Linked DNA regions of Homo sapiens: region 1 is linked to region 2. Evidence: read pairs that join two places in POLR2A ChIA-PET (ENCODE). Cell type or tissue: PC-3. All regions are shown on one strand.

Region 1 (5,000 bases), 270 kb before region 2:
TAAACCTCCCATAATTGGCATGGATTGTGAAGATACCTGTGTTTTATACAATGCAAGGGCATCTGTCCCACAGGAGACTCTTATCCACCATTGAATGAAATTATGTGCTCTATAAAAAGTAGTCAGCTTCTTTTCCTGGTTAATGGTTTTTGAACAAAATGACCGTAGTGGCATGGATGAAAGCTATGCCTGGGATCAACATTCTAAACTTTCCCTTATCAAAATCACCTGGTTACTCCTATTACTGAGTGCTTAATCTGAAGATAGCGCAGAACAACACTGAGTTCCCTACATCCTATTATTACCCTGGGTACCAGACTTCCCCCATTAGACCTATTCCATAATGGAACAGACATTTGTCCTTACTGGAATAAGCACATATTTTTTATGTGGATTTGCCTTCGTTGATCATAATGCTCTGCCAGCACCACTATTGTGGATTCACAGAATGTCTAATCCACTATCATGGTATCCAGTGGAAAAGTGAATTAGATCAAAGGAATTATTTCACAGCAAAGGAAGTTTAAGAACGGGTTTATGGTCTTGGAATCAACTTGTCATACCATATACCTCATTGCCAAGAAGAAGTTTACCTAGTTGAAGGGTGGAATTGATTATAAAAAATTTAATTGCAGCACCACTCAGGATAAAACCCCTTGAACACATGCGGTTCTGCTTTACAGGGTATTCTTTTTGCTTGTAGAATTCTGCCTCCTTCCTGGCCAGAACCCATGATCTGAGAATGAAGTAATAGAAACGGTGTGGCTTCTCTCATCATTATATTTAATTATCCATTTACAGAATATGTACTTTCTGTCCTAGACATTTTGACCTCTGTTGGTTTAAAGATTTTGTTCCATAAGGGGAAAATTATTCCATTGTGAATGCAGCTACAGTTGCCCTGAATTAGAAGATGAAACTGACATTCAACCATTTAATGCCCCTTATGACACTGAACCTATAAATAAAAAGAGAGCTCAATTTATGGAATGCGGTGATTGATACTGCTTACCTAGGCAAAACTTTGGTTGCTGCTATCCAATAAACGGAAGAAATTCTGTAAGTCGGGCCCAGGGAATTCGCTAGTGTAACTTTTAATATTTTCATGACTGACAATATAAATAACTGTAAAATCACACAAATAAAAAAATGCAGAATGACTGATGACTCATAACATTTGAAAATAAAGGTTTGGGTCACTTTACCTAGTAAAGAATGTGTTTGCAGATGACATGATTGTATATTTAGAAAACCCCATAGTCTCAGCCCAAAATCTCCTTAAGCTGATAAGCAACTTCAGCAAAGTCTCAGGATACAAAATCAATGTGCAAAAATCACAAGCATTCCTATACACAAATAGCAGACAAACAGAGAGCCAAATCATGAGTGAACTCCCATTCAAATTGCTTCAAAGAGAATAAAATACCTAGGAATCCAACTTACAAGGGATGTGAAGGACCTCTTCAAGGAGAACTGCAAACCACTGCTCAACAAAATAAAAGAGGACACAAACAAATGGAAGAACATTCCATGCTCATGGATAGGAAGAATCAATATCATGAAAATGGCCATACTGCCAAAGGTAATTTATAGATTCAATGCCATCCCCATCAAGCTACCAATGACTTTCTTCACAGAATTGGAAAAAACTACTTTAAAGTTCATATGGAACCAAAAAAGGGCCTGCATTGCCAAGACAATCGTAAGCCAAAAGAACAAAGCTGGAGGCATCACGCTACCTGACTTCAAACTATACTACAAGGCTACAGTAACCAAAACAGCATGGTGCTGGTACCAAAACAGAGATGCAGACCAATGGAACAGAACAGAGCCCTCAGAAATAATACCACACATCTACAACCATCTGATCTTTGACAAACCTGACAAAAACAAGCAATGGGGAAAGGATTCCCTATTTAATAAATGGTGCTGGGAAAACTGGCAAGCCATATGTAGAAAGCTGAAACTGGATCCCTTCCTTAACACCTTATACAAAAATTAATTCAAGATAGATTAAAGACTTAAACGTTAGACCTAAAACCATAAAAACCCTCGAAGAAAACCTAGTCAAAAACCTAGGCAACACCATTCAGGACATAGGCATGGGCAAGGACTTCATGTCTAAAACACCAAAAGCAATGGCAACAAAAGCCAAAATTGACAAATGGGATCTAATTAAACTAAAGAGCTTCTGCACAGCAAAAGAAACTACCATTAGAGTGGACAGGCAACCTACAAAATGGGAGAAAATTTTTGCAATCTATTCATCTGACAAAGAGCTAATATCCAGAATCTACAAAGAACTCAAACAAACTTACAAGAAAAAAACAAACAACCCCATCAAAAAGTGGGCAAAGAATATGAACAGACACTTCTCAAAAGAAGACATTTATGCAGCCAAAAGACACATGAAAAAATGCTCATCATCACTGGCCATCAGAGAAATGCAAATCAAAACCACAATGAGATACCATCTCACACCAGTTAGAATGGCAATCATTAAAAAGTCAGGAAACAACAGGTGCTGGAGAGGATGTGGAGAAATAGGAACACTTTTACACTGTTGGTGGAAGTGTAAATTAGTTCAACCATTGTGGAAGACAGTGTGGCGATTCCTCAGGGATCTAGAACTAGAAATACCATTTGACCCAGCCATCCCATTACTGGGTATATACCCAAAGGACTATAAGTCAGGCTGCTATAAAGACACATGCACACGTATGTTTATTGCAGCACTATTCACAATAGCAAAGACTTGGAACCAACCCAAATGTCCAACAATGATAGACTGGATTACGAAAATGTGGCACATATACACCATGGAATACCATGCAGCCATAAAAAGGATGAGTTCATGTCCTTTGCAGGGACATGGATGAAGCTGGAAACCATCATTCTCAGCAAACTATCGCAAGAACAGAAAAACAAACACCGCATGTTCCCACTCATAGGTGGGAATTGAACAATGAGAACACTTGGACACAGGAAGGGGAACATCACACACCGGGGCCTGTCATGGGGTGGAGGGAGGGGGAAGGGATAGCATTAGGAGATATACCTAATGTAAATGATGAGTTAATGGGTGCAGCACACCAACATGGCACATGTATACATATGTAATGAACCTGCACGTTGTGCACATGTACCCTCGAACTTAAAGTATGATTTAAAAGAAAGCTCAGGGTATTACATGGAACAGATTGAAGAAAGAAGCGATAAATATTAATTACAAATTAATATCCAGTTATAGAAATGAGGATTGTGATGGCATTTCATATTTTCTCTATGCTTGTTACATGCAGGTGTTTATTTGTACATATACTAATCATTCTATTTTTCTATAGCTTCTCACTTAAAAATTATGTAAGACTTATGGGAGGTAAATTTTACAACTTAGTCCTTAGGTGATAATGTATTCAGTGAGACCATGACTAAGTTGGAAAAAATTAATATAGCCCACAATGTATAAATGATTGTTAGGATTGTGAGTCTTCTTATTCTAGGGAAGAGTGAGAACTTCTTTACTTGAAAGAGCTACAGATATATATTGCTATACAGGAATATAGAATTGTTTTGCTGTTACAAAAAAGGTAAAACATGTATTGAAAGATGCATATGGAAGCTGACTGGCCAAAACAATAGAGTGTCAATGTTCAATCTATTGTCCTTCAGCTCCAAGTGCATCCTTTAATATAATTTCTGTGGTGAACAATGGAATTTCTTTGAGTGTTTTTCATTTAAAGTGAACATGACATTAGGCTTTTTCAGTATTTAGTACTAGAGGGACTCCGCTGGGAGAAGACACTTTCTACAATCTCTGCAGGGTGTCAGAGAGGTTTGAGTACCATAATTTCTAGTAGATCCTTCCTCAGGAAGATACCTAGAACACTGTCTATGTCAGTCTGGCCATAACCTTCCTGTAGTCCTGTTGCCATGGAAACAAAGGCCTGTGTAACATGCTCAATAGTGTCTGTGGCCCAGAAAGTCACATGCTGAGCAGTAGCTCCTTCTGTAAGTTCACTGCTGTCATGGTATTTAGCCTCTGTATTCTGAAGTCCTTCTACCTCCATTGGCACCTGGACTTCAGCTATATTCCCAGGTCACTGCTTGTTGCTTGCCTGCTCTCTGGACTGCACTCTGGACAGTTTCCTGTTTTTTTCCCAGCAGCTCTATACCAGCTCTGCCCTGGCTAAACCAGCAAACTTTACTGCTTTGAACCATCCTTTCTCCAGTGAGCTGTGTACGTTTTTCAACTTTGTCTTTTTTGGGTACTCTCCCTTGCCCTAGGTCAAGAAATTCCAAATATTATACAGAGTTTTAAAATGATATACATTATAGTTACACTTTATTATAGACAGTAATTCTGTATAATAAATGTCTCCTTTTAAAAATCCCCTTGTACTTTCTGTCTCCTAATTGGACCCATACTGCCAGAGGAACTTGTTCTAATCCCAAAACCAAGGAACCATGATATGGCCAGAAATACCAGTAAGATTGCAGAACTAAAGTGTCATCTAAGTACCCAAAAAAATAGATAGTTCGTTTGTGTGTGTGTGTGTGTGTATGTGTGCGTACACACACGCGCACATAAGGTACACGTAGTGGAGGCTGCAGGTAGAAGCCTATAGTACAAGTTTAAAAAGCATAAAACAATATAAGGCTGATACAAAGATATGTGTGTGAATTGAGTTATTGTTGAATTAATACCATATCTACATTCTTCAAAATGAACCAATGTTGAGGTTTTATGCTATTATACATTTTGCTTCTGGTATTTTGTTCTAGAATTACATTGATGTAAGTACAAATGGCCTCATTAAATGGTTAAATTATGTATGTGTATGTATGTGTCTGTATACAATTATATATATATATATGAAAGGAAAAAAAGTTACACATTATTATGATTAGGGTGTAAGCAATAATAGTTGCAGATAGTCTTGAATGTCCACTAACAAAGTTGTATTGATAATCAGCAGGACTGATGGAAGTGGGAGTTT
Region 2 (5,000 bases):
GAGTGTCAAGGTTTCTACATATGTTACAAAAAAAGGTGAAGTGTCATGCAAACACAGAACAGAAACACAAGCCCATAAGTCTAGCCAGAGAAATCCAGAAGAAAAAAAGCCTACTGAAGAGAAACTATCTTATATCTAATCAAGCTTTCAAAATACAATAACTACATCATGATAACTGACAAGGCATTTGTGGGAGGAAGGGAGTGTGGGTCGCTTCTTTATTACCTACACCAAAAATATAAAATTACAAATTATATATTTAAACATTTAAAAAATACAACTACAATCAGAAAGCATGACAGTTATTTTTCCTTTTTTTCCCAATTATCTTGAATAAGTATACATCATAAGCCAAGTTGCAATTCTCGAAAGTTAAAAAGCAAAACATAGATAAATTGTATTACCTATTTAGAAAAATTTACACTCTAAGAAACACTTTTGGCCAGGTGCGGTGGCTCATGCCTGTAATCCCAGCCCTTTGGGAGGCCAAGGTGGGTGGATCACCTGAGGTCAGGAGTTCACAACTAGCCTGGCCAACACAGTGAAAGCCCTTCTCTACTAAACATACAAAAATTACATAGGTGTGGTGGTGCACACCTGTAATCCCAGCTACTCGGGAGGTTGAGGCAGAAGAATAGCGTGAACCCGGGAGGCGGAGGTTGCAGTGAGCCGAGATCGTGTCACTGCACTCCAGCTTGGGTGACAGAGTAAGACTCTGTCTCAAAAACAAAACAAAACAAAACAAAAAGAAACACTACTAGCAAAGTCTAAAAAATAATAACAATAGTAGAAAAATTCAACAAGACAACTGAAGGCTACCTTACTTAATTTTTTTCTCAAAAAAGTGGCAAGAAAAACCTGTAGTAAAAGAAAAATATGTAATGACTTGAAGAAACAGTTCACAGGAAAATGCATGATTTACAAGCAAGTGATATAAACATTAGAAATGTTTTCACTGATGATTGAGGTTATAAAAATTTAAATATAAAGATATTTGCTTTTCCAGATAGGTAAATAGTGAAAAGTGTGGTAATATCCAGAGCTTGAAAAAATGTGGGAAATAAGTCCAATCTCATAAACTTTTTTTTTTTTTTTTGAGACAGAGTCTCACTGTATCACTCAGGCTGGAGTGCAGTGGTGTGATCTGGGCTCACTGCAGCCTCATCCTCCCAGGTTCTCCTGCCTCAGCCTCCCAAGTAGCTGAGATTACAGGCATGTGCCACCACACCCAGCTAATTTTTGTATATTTAGTTGAGATGGGGTTTTGCCATGTTGCCCAGGCTGGTCTTGAACTCCTGATCTCAAGCGATCCACCCATCTTGGACTCCCAAAGTGCCAGGATTACAGGTATGAGCCATCATGCCTGGCCTCATGAACTCTTGATAAGAGTCAAAATTGAAATAGTATCTTTGGAGAGATCTTAAAAAAATGACTATTTAAATACACATATACCTTGACATAGTACATATTATTTTAACAAAAGAAATATCTGTCTTTCATAAAATGTTAAATGACATGCTTTTCTCATTGCCCTGTTAATTCCACATCTAGGAATCTGCTTTGCATTTATTAACCCTCAATCAGTAAACACATACTCTCAAAAACTTCATTATAGCATCTACTGAAATAGATAATACTGGGAAACAAGGTATGTTAAAGTGATAGACATGATTTAATAGACGACTGGAAACAATCACTAAATTGGAATGACATTACCCAGAATTTTGTCCAAAAAAAAGATATTAATATCAAACAAGTAGAAAGCTAACTATACTGGGTGCGGTGCCTCACGCCTGTAATCCCAGCACTTTGGGAGGCTGAGGAGGGTGGATCACGAGGTCAGGAGTTCGAGACCAGCCTGGCCAGGATGGTGAAACCCCATCTCTACTAAAATATACAAAAATTAGCCAGGCATGGTGGCACATGCTTGTAACCCCAGCTACTTAGGAGGCTGAGGCAGGAGAATCGCTTGAACCCGGGAGGCGGAGGTTGCAGTGAGGCAAGATCGCACCACTGCACTCCAGCCTGGTGACGGAGCGAGACTCCATCTCAAAAAACAAAAAAAAAAAGAAAGAAAGCTAAATATAATGTATAGTGAGATTATATGTAGTGTGACTCCATTTTTTGTTCACAAACTCTCACTATACAAACACAAATACACACGGTACGTATATATGTATACAGGCACATGTTGCAGAACAACACATTTTGGTCAACAACAAATTACATCTGTGGTGGTTTCACCTCCTCAAGAGGAGTCTGAGGCAGGTCCTTCAGGCAGTATCGTAGAAGGCATTGTGATCATAGGAGGTGACAGCTCCATGCATGTGGCTGCCCCGGAAATCCTTCCAGTGGGACAAGGTGTAGAGGTGGAAGACAGTGGTACTGATCATTCTGTCTCAGTGGACACCCAGGCTAATGTGTTTGCTTGTGTCTTAGTTTGCAATGAAAAAGTTTGAAAAGTGAAAAAAAAAAAAAAATAGAATATAACTTGTAGAATAAGAATAAAAAGGAAGTATTTAATACAGTTTTACAATGTGTGTTTTAAGCTAAGTGCTATTACAAAAAAAGTCACAAAGTTAATAAAAAGTAAAAGGTTTACAATGTAAAAATGTTTCCATAAACTAAGGATAGTTTCTAATTGAAGAAAGAAAAATACTTTTTAATGCATTTAATATAGACTAAGTGTACAAAGTTGATAAAGTCTGTAGTCATGTACACGACTGTCCTGGCTCTTCACATTCAGTCACCACCCACTCACTGACTCACCCAGAGCAACTTCCAGTCCTGCAAGCTCCATTCATGGTAAATGCCCTAGACAGGTTACCATTTTCTGTATTTTATACAGTATTTTTACTGTGCCTTTTCTATATTTAGATACACATATACTTACCACGGAGTGACAGCTGTCTTCAGTATTCACTACAGTACCATGCTGTACTCGTCTGTAGCCTAGGAGTGACAAGCTATCCCAGACACTTATGGCCCAGGATTGTGGTAGGATACACCATCTGGGTTTGTGTAAGTACATGCTGTGATGCTCACACAACGACAACATCACCTAACGACGCCTTTCTCAGAACACATCCCCATCGTTAAGCAACGCATGACTGTATTTGTATTCAAACAGAACTGATATCTGGACGTACGGTTTGAAATTGTTGAAAAGGCTCATTTCTAGCTTGGGCAACATGGGGAGACACCATCTGTACAAAAGTCAAAATTAAACCTTAGCCCGGCACGGTCGCACAAAGGTGTGGTCCCAGCTACTCAAGAGACTGAGGTACGGGGGTCAATGGGCCCAGGAGGTCGAGGCTGCAGTGAGCTGTGATCATGCCACTGGCACCTCAGCCTGGGCGACAGAGTGAGACCCTGTCCTCCCCGACCCCCGCCAAAAAGAGACTCACTTTTAGAAAGTGAAGTGGAGGTTAAAGAAGACTCTCATTAGAACGGGCACGGTGGCTCACGCCTGTAATCCCAGCACTTTGGGAGGCTGAGGCAGGTGGATCACCTGAGGTTGGGAGTTCGAGGTCAGCCTGACCAACATGGAAAACCCCATCTCTACTAAAAATACAAAAAAAAAAGAAATTAGTCGTGCGTGGTGGCGTATGCCTGTAATCCCAGCTACTCGGGAGGCTGAGGCAGGAGAATCACTAGCACCCGAGAGGCGGAGGTTATAGTGAGCCGAGACCACCCCATTGTACACCAGCCCGGGAGACAGAGCGAAACACTGTCTCAAACATAATAATAATAATAATAGTAATAATAATAATTTTGCATTGGTAGATGTAGTGCTTTGTTATAATTAAACGACTTGTGATATAAGTGCTGTCTGTGTATGTCTTTGTGTGTTGGTGTGTCTGTCATAATTTTTTTTTTTTTTTTGAGACTGAGTTTCGCTCTGTCGCCCAGGCTGGAGTGCAGGGGCGCGATCTCGGCTCACTGCAAGCTCTGCCTCCCGGGTTCACGCCATTCTCCTGCCTCAGCCTCCCAAGTAGCTGGGACTACAGGCGCCCACCACCATGCCCGGCTAATTTTTTTGTATTTTTAGTAGAGACGGGGTTTCACCGTGTTAGCCAGGATGGTCTCGATCTCCTGACCTCGTGATCCGCCCGCCTCGGCCTCCCAAAGTGCTGGGATTACAGTCGTGAGCCGCCACGCCCGGCCTGTCATAATTTATAAATGTTCTAAGAGCAAGGAGTATGTTCTTCAGATTTTTTTAACCCTTGAGGCACTCCCTATGACTTATTCATTTAACAAACCAACCTAGACGTGCAGACCTCTGAGCTGAGTTCCTCAATCCAGAAACCTGCTCACCATTTTCACTTGCATGCTGCTAGGCAACACTGAAAGAATGCAGGAACACAGACATAGCGAGAGGGCCTCAGCCAGGTCACGAAATGCCTTCTACCCTCTTGGGCGCACACAGGTGCTGTAGCCAGGCGTAAGGAAATCCAAGTGCCTCTCTCAGGCTTGGCCCATTCCTTATAAATGCAATGGCCCACAGTATTGGTGAACAGGGGTTTCTTGCAATTACGCAGTGTTGCAGCTCCGCTGAGGGAAGACTGGAGACGGACCCTGATGGCAGCCTGGGTTCATCAGCAGCCCAAAGCGCTGGGGAAACTTCAGACCCACAGGGATCACCAGCACATCCACTGAGGCAGAGGCGCGCACCACATCAAATTGCCCAATCTCCCGTCAGGTCCAGAGAGAAAATGAGCACCATGAGAATTTGTCCCTTGATATAAAAAGAATTTACTACCTCACATAAGTAAAATTAGGGGACTCAATTCATTGCTGTTCTAAAACCATAAATACCAATGAGCCATTTGCTCCCCTCCCCTGTTCCCAACAATCATTATACGGCTAAGAAAACAGCTGAGGCATAATTGGTCCCATGCTACCTAGAACAGAATCATGCATTTTGTTTTTTCTCTCTCGTTTTATCTGCTGAAAATAGGGCCAAAATATTTTGACATCTTCTTTTTACTAATATTTTT

What was found. Peaks named below come from ENCODE experiments on the same cell type or tissue, not always from the same donor. Only the 100,000 strongest peaks of a DNase experiment are listed, where the experiment ranks them.
Region 1: POLR2A ChIA-PET joins it to region 2 with 6 read pairs; 1 of 35 experiments calls an interaction of 5 or more read pairs at or near these places.

Annotation. Positions count from the first base shown.
Region 1 is chr1:248,155,064-248,160,063 of GRCh38, reverse strand. No RefSeq gene overlaps it. Among named protein-coding and RNA genes, the nearest start is that of OR2M5, 12 kb to the right of the region's middle. In PC-3, no CTCF peak of the experiment used is centred here; no DNase peak of the experiment used is centred here; H3K4me3 peaks cover 242 bases; H3K27ac peaks cover 358 bases.
Region 2 is chr1:247,882,971-247,887,970 of GRCh38, reverse strand. No RefSeq gene overlaps it. Among named protein-coding and RNA genes, the nearest start is that of OR2W3, 10 kb to the left of the region's middle. In PC-3, no CTCF peak of the experiment used is centred here; a DNase peak (open chromatin) is centred at 2,760.